2 separate regions of the Homo sapiens genome follow, and region 1 is linked to region 2. Evidence: chromatin contacts called from ENCODE Hi-C or POLR2A ChIA-PET data. All regions are on one chromosome and are shown on one strand. The core of a region is the stretch at or near the end of the contact, and the rest is flanking DNA. Distances in the headings are between cores, read along the strand shown. Region 1 has its middle 34 kb from the start of PARTICL. Region 2 has its middle 53 kb from the start of SH2D6.

What was found. Hi-C counts contacts between places; a loop is a spot of excess contacts on that map. ChIA-PET counts read pairs that join two places held with the same protein, here RNA polymerase II (POLR2A). Pooled maps may share reads with other maps.
Region 1: a map of mammary epithelial cell shows a loop between it and region 2 (6-fold over the local background). The contact joins two enhancer-like sites. A Hi-C loop is called at or near these places in 9 of 168 maps with a recorded cell type or tissue (Calu3, GM12878, HepG2 and 6 more), 2 of 37 single-sample maps with no recorded cell type and 5 of 50 pooled maps. POLR2A ChIA-PET finds 5 or more read pairs at or near these places in 13 of 52 experiments (AG04450, BJ, Caco-2 and 10 more).

The regions. Positions count from the first base shown.
Region 1 is chr2:85,503,770-85,506,469 of GRCh38, reverse strand. No RefSeq gene overlaps it. Among named protein-coding and RNA genes, the nearest start is that of PARTICL, 34 kb to the left of the region's middle. Within about 2 kb of position 1,394, at least 19 of the 41 ENCODE cell types and tissues checked have a DNase peak (open chromatin) inside an H3K27ac peak, as active enhancers do.
Region 2 is chr2:85,470,295-85,472,994 of GRCh38, reverse strand. No RefSeq gene overlaps it. Among named protein-coding and RNA genes, the nearest start is that of SH2D6, 53 kb to the right of the region's middle. Within about 2 kb of position 1,419, at least 6 of the 41 ENCODE cell types and tissues checked have a DNase peak (open chromatin) inside an H3K27ac peak, as active enhancers do.

The sequences.
Region 1 (2,700 bases), core at 145-2,644, 34 kb before region 2:
CAAATGTATTCTTTGTAAATATCACGAATTAGTAAATCCAGGTAAACTCATCACTGATGGATTGCCCAGTGAGTAGGCACCAGGCTAAAGCATGTAGGATATGGAAAGGTAAGCGTCATCTCTGCCCTCAGTAAGTTTACAGTCTTATGGAGAGATCAGACATACATACATGAAACAATCCGGGACAACAAATAATTAGGTGGAGAACTGTGATGCACTCAAGTCAGGCAGGCCTGCGAGGTGGTGGTGCGTTCCCTTATCAAGGGTTTGGGGACTGAGAGAAGGCTACCTCCCTGTGAAGATGGAGGAATTGATTCAGCTCAGATGGGCAAAACCGGAAGAAGGTATGAAGGTGCTGAATAAGGGGAACACACAATTGGCAGTGGTCACTGAGGCAGCCGGCCCAACAGGCACAGAAGGCTCATGTGCCCTCCTCATTAGCCAGATGAACTGAATCAGGCCCAGAAGGGAATGGGACTGGCCCCAACCACATGGCTGCCTGGTGTCAGCCGTGGTGAGAACTCTATCGGCTCACAGTGGGACCATAGACAGGAAGAGGTGGGAATGGGGGAGAGATTTGGAGTTTCCTGAAAGCTGGACTGAAGTGCAGAGTTGACGTCCCTGGGATGCAGGAGGGGCATATGGTGAAATCAGTGCTACAGTCCCATTGGTCTACTAGGAGTGTGCATGGGTCGCTGTTGTTTTGGTTTTGAGATGAAAGGGTTCTATCCAATTAGATTGACCACAGAGTGAGGGGACTTAAGAGGCTGGAGAGCAGGAGGTGGAAGGGAAAGCAGGCGCTTCAGGCCTCACGAGGAAACACAGGTGAGGAGCTTCCCCTCTTCATTGCTCTGTCCTTGCCTAGAACAGTGCCTGGTGCAGGGGAGGTCCTGGTATTTGTGGAATGAGAGCTGAATCTAGTTTTGCAAAATTTCTGTACAAAGTTTGGCACATCTCTGTATTCCTGCTCCAGGTCTCCGTGTCACCACTGTAAGATGAAGTTATTAGTTATTTTTTCTTTTTCTTTCTTTTTCTTCTTTTTTTTGAGTCAGAATCTTGCTCTGTTGCCCAGGCTGGAATGCAGCAGAGTGATCAGGGCTCACTGCAGCCTCAACCTCCTGGGCATAAGTGATCTTCCCACCTCAGCCTCCCAAGTAACTGGAAATAGAGACGTGTGCCATCACGCCTGGCTGAGTTATTTTTCGAGTGTCACTGAGGGACAGGTCAGACCAGGAGACTGCATGAGTCTCAGGAGCTAATAGTCCTGAGCTTTGCTGAGGTCTGTAAGGATTGGCACGTGGAGCCAATGACATGAGATCCCAATTAGTCATCCTGGCAGCTGCTTCCTGCCTCCCTTCCCCTGTTGCCTGCTGCTTGGACCTCTTTGGCGTGGTAAGTGGATACTGCCTGGACTCATCAATTATTACTGCTGGAGGGCAGCTTACGCAGCAGCTCCTGTGCCCTCCTCATTACCCAGATGAATTGAGTCAGGCCCAGAAGGGAGTGGAACTGGGCCAAATGACATGACTGCCTGGAGTTAGCCATGGCAAGAACCTCATCAGCTCACAGTCCAGCCCCACTCATTCATGCATATAACAGATATCACTGAGCACATGCTATGTGTCAGGCACTGTTGCAGTGCTGGTGATGCAGCAGCAGGCAAACAGATGAAAACACTGAGGTGGGGAGACCAAACATTAACGAGATAAGATAGACGGTGAGAGGCACCAAGGAAAAAGCAGATGGTGGGGGGTGGGGAGGGGTGGGGGCTTGCAATTGTAGAGACAGCAGCTAAGGAAGGCCTCAATGAGTAAGTAACATTAGGGCTGGGCACCGTGGCATATGCCTGTAATCCCAGCTTTTGGTAGGCTAAGGCTGGAGGATCACTTGAGGTCAGGAATTCAAAGCCACAGTGAGCCATGATCACACCACTGCAGCCTCGCTTGGGTGACAAAGCAAGACCACGATTCAAAAAAATAAAAATAAAAAATAAAAAGAAAAAAGACATTAGAACAAAAAGCTAAGCAGGAATCCGGAAGGGAGCACCAGGTTATCTGGATGGCATGTGATGCAAAGGCCCTGGGGCAGGAGTGGGCCTGGCATGTTCCAGGAAAAATGAGGAGTGACGTGAGGAGAGAACAGGAGGAAATGAGCCAGAGGGACCTCGGGGCAGCTGGTGCGGGGTCCTCGATTTCATAGCAAGGCCTTTGGCATTTATCCTTTCCAGTTGCTAATTCATGACTCTGCCTTCTCCTGCTTACTCGCAAGGGCACTGTGACCTCTGTGGGCAGAGAGGAGAATGGAACAGCCAACAGGACTCCCAAGAGCACACAGCGGCAGTGTGGGCAGCTCCCTGGACACCTGTGCTGGGCCTGCCCCGCACCCTTGCCCCAGAAGTCCCGCAGACCCAGAGGACATAGTGGCCTCTCATCTCAGGATTATGAGAAAGAGCACGATGCAAAGCCACAACAAACCAGTTGAGTGCTTAGCATCTGCAAAATATCAGAAGGGAGCAAGTTTAACAGCTGAGGCCAATGAAGAGCGCTGAGTCAGAGGCCAGTAGCGCCCATGCCTTGGCTGAGTGAAGGGTAGAACCAGATATATTTACGTAGAAGTGGCTGGCAAAAAGTGAAGCCCCGATGGTGATCTGTGTTATTAGCTTGGGCTTCTAATTTCTAATGTCTCGTACTTCCTGCCAGT
Region 2 (2,700 bases), core at 170-2,669:
TGAATTTCTCAATGTAATGTCTTTATGAAACATGGCAAGTTTAAACATAACCATTCCACTACTGCTCTCCTCTGAATTCTGTTTTATGTTTTCAGAATGGTTAAAAACAAAGGAAGAATCTTTAAAAAAGTGTTTGTTAATCTCTCAATAACTTTCTACTTAATAGCTAGGAACTCGACCAAGCTATGTGATCTTTATAAAACCTTAGACTACTTGAGAGCTGGTAAGAAGATAAAGTTCAACAGATGTGAGTTTGGATTAGCTGGTGACCTAAAGGTTGGTAAGCTATTTAACATCTCTAAGCCTTTCTGTCCTCACTTGTAAAGGGGAATACGAAATTTATTCAGTAAATACGTTTTGAATGCTTGCCACATACCAGGCCCTGTTGTAGGCACCAGGGATACAAGGATAAACAAGACGAGCTTCCCGCTCTCATGGAACTGATCACAGAACATGAATATTCAACAAGAAATTACATAATTAATTGTAGTTTATGCCAACTGCAATAACAGCACCTACCCCAGCAGACGTTGTGAGGATTAAATGAGTCAATGTGCAGTCAGACACATTCAAAACTGTTGTCATAATACTATTTATAAAATCACATGGGCAATAGAGTCTTGCTAACAGTCCTAAATAGTATAAATGCATGTTGGGTATTAGATCCTCTTTTGTTTTTCACATATATTTAAATGGCAACTTGGTTGTGGGTCCCTTATAACAAATAGGAAGGCATGCTTTCCCTTGATGTTGGAGACACGGTCTTACCAACCTAAGGAAGGATGAAGCTGAACTTGTTTATTGCTGTCAAAAAGAGCAGTTCAGGCTGGGGGTACTGGCTCACACCTGTAATTCCAGCACTCTGGGAGGCTGAGGAGAGTGGATCACATGAGGTCACAAGTTCGAGACCAGCCTGGCCAACATGGTGAAAATACAAAAAATTAGCTAGGCGTGGTGGCAGGCATCTGTAATCCCAGCTACTCCGGAGACTGAGGCAGGAGAATTGCTTGAACCCGGGAGGTGGAGGTTGCAGTGAGCCAAGATCGCGCCACTGCACTCCAGCCTGGGTGGATGACAAGAGCGAAACTCCATCTCAAAAAAAAAAAAAAAAAAAAAGAACAATTTAGCATTGCCATTAACTGGATCAGCAATGCCTAACCCGTAAGTCTTGAGTCCTAGGGGAGTGGGGGGTTAGGGCACAGAGTCTTTGCCAAATGTTCCTAAATCCTTACATGTCCTAAGTATTGTCTGTAGAATGAAAATATCTTTTGCCTACATATGGACATTGTCATAATCTATGTAGCTGCTGATGGGATGAATACAGTATAGCTTCCTTTAAATGAGTCACTGAAGTTTTACTGTGCCCAGCATTTTTTCATTATGTATTTTCTCAGTCAAATCTTATCCTGGGCAGGCTGCAGTGGCTCATACCTGTAATCCCAGTACTGTGGGAGGTAGAAGCAGGAGGATTGCTTGAGACCAGGAGTTTGAGACTAGACTGGGCACTCAGTGAGACCCTATCTTTACAAAACAATATTAATAAAAAATAAACCAGACGTGGGGGCATGCACCTGTGGTCCCAGCTATTCGAGAAGCTGAGGCTGGAGGATCACTTGAGCCCAGGAGGCAGAGGCTGCAGTGAGCTACGATTGCACCACTGCACTTCAGCCTGGGTGACCGAGCAAGACTCTATCAGAAAAAAAAAAAAATTATCCTGCCTTTTCCTGGCTGAAACCCTTTAACAGTTCCTCATTTGTCTCAGGATAAAGTCCAAATTCCCTCCCAGGCACAACAAGACTCTGTTGACCTTTCCTGGCATAGTGCCTGCCCCACCTCCCTCCCACCCCCATCCCACCCCCATCCATCAAGTTCTGACATGAAGCCTCTTCCAGGCCGTGGCATAGAGCCCTGGGGCCCAATTCACATATGCGGGCATCAACAGACCCAGAGCTCCTGAATAGGAGAAATACCCACAGCTCTAGCAGGTGTCATGCCAGCTGAGGTGGCACCAGTCCACTGGGGCACCGGATGCGGGTGGGCCTCCCCTCACAGTAACTTCTTCCTCCAGTTGCCGTTGTATCAACCCTGCCTCGCCGCTGCCCCACCACCACTCCACAAGCCAGTTTCTGAATTAAAGCCATTTTCCTTTCAGGGGTTTTAAAAATAAGCAATCCTGGAAGTAATAAAGCTTCTTGATTATCAGTTTTCCATGGACTCGCTTTCTTCAGTGTTATTTGGAAACCCAAGGTCCATAATGCCAGTGCCTTCACAGGCTGTGTATGTGAATTATTTACCCCCTGGAGAAAGTCATAGACAGCTGCAGCGAGGGAGTGATAAAAGTATTTTTTGGCCGGGCACGGTGGCTCACACCTGTGATTCCAGCACTTTGGGAGGCCAAGATGGGCGGATCACCTGAGATCAGGAGTTCGAGACCAGCCTGGCCAACATGGCAAAACCCTGTCTCTACTAACGATACAAAAATTAGCCGGGCATGGTGGCAGGCACCTGTAATCCCAGCTCCTTGGGAGTCTGAGATAGGAGAATCGCTTGAACCCGGGACGTGGAGGTTGCAGTGAGCCAAGATCATGGCCACCGCACTCCAGCCTGGGTGACAAGAGCAAAACTCCATTTCAAAAACAAACAAGCAAACCAAAAAATGCCGGGCACAGTGGCTCACAACTGTAATCCCTGCCCTTTGGG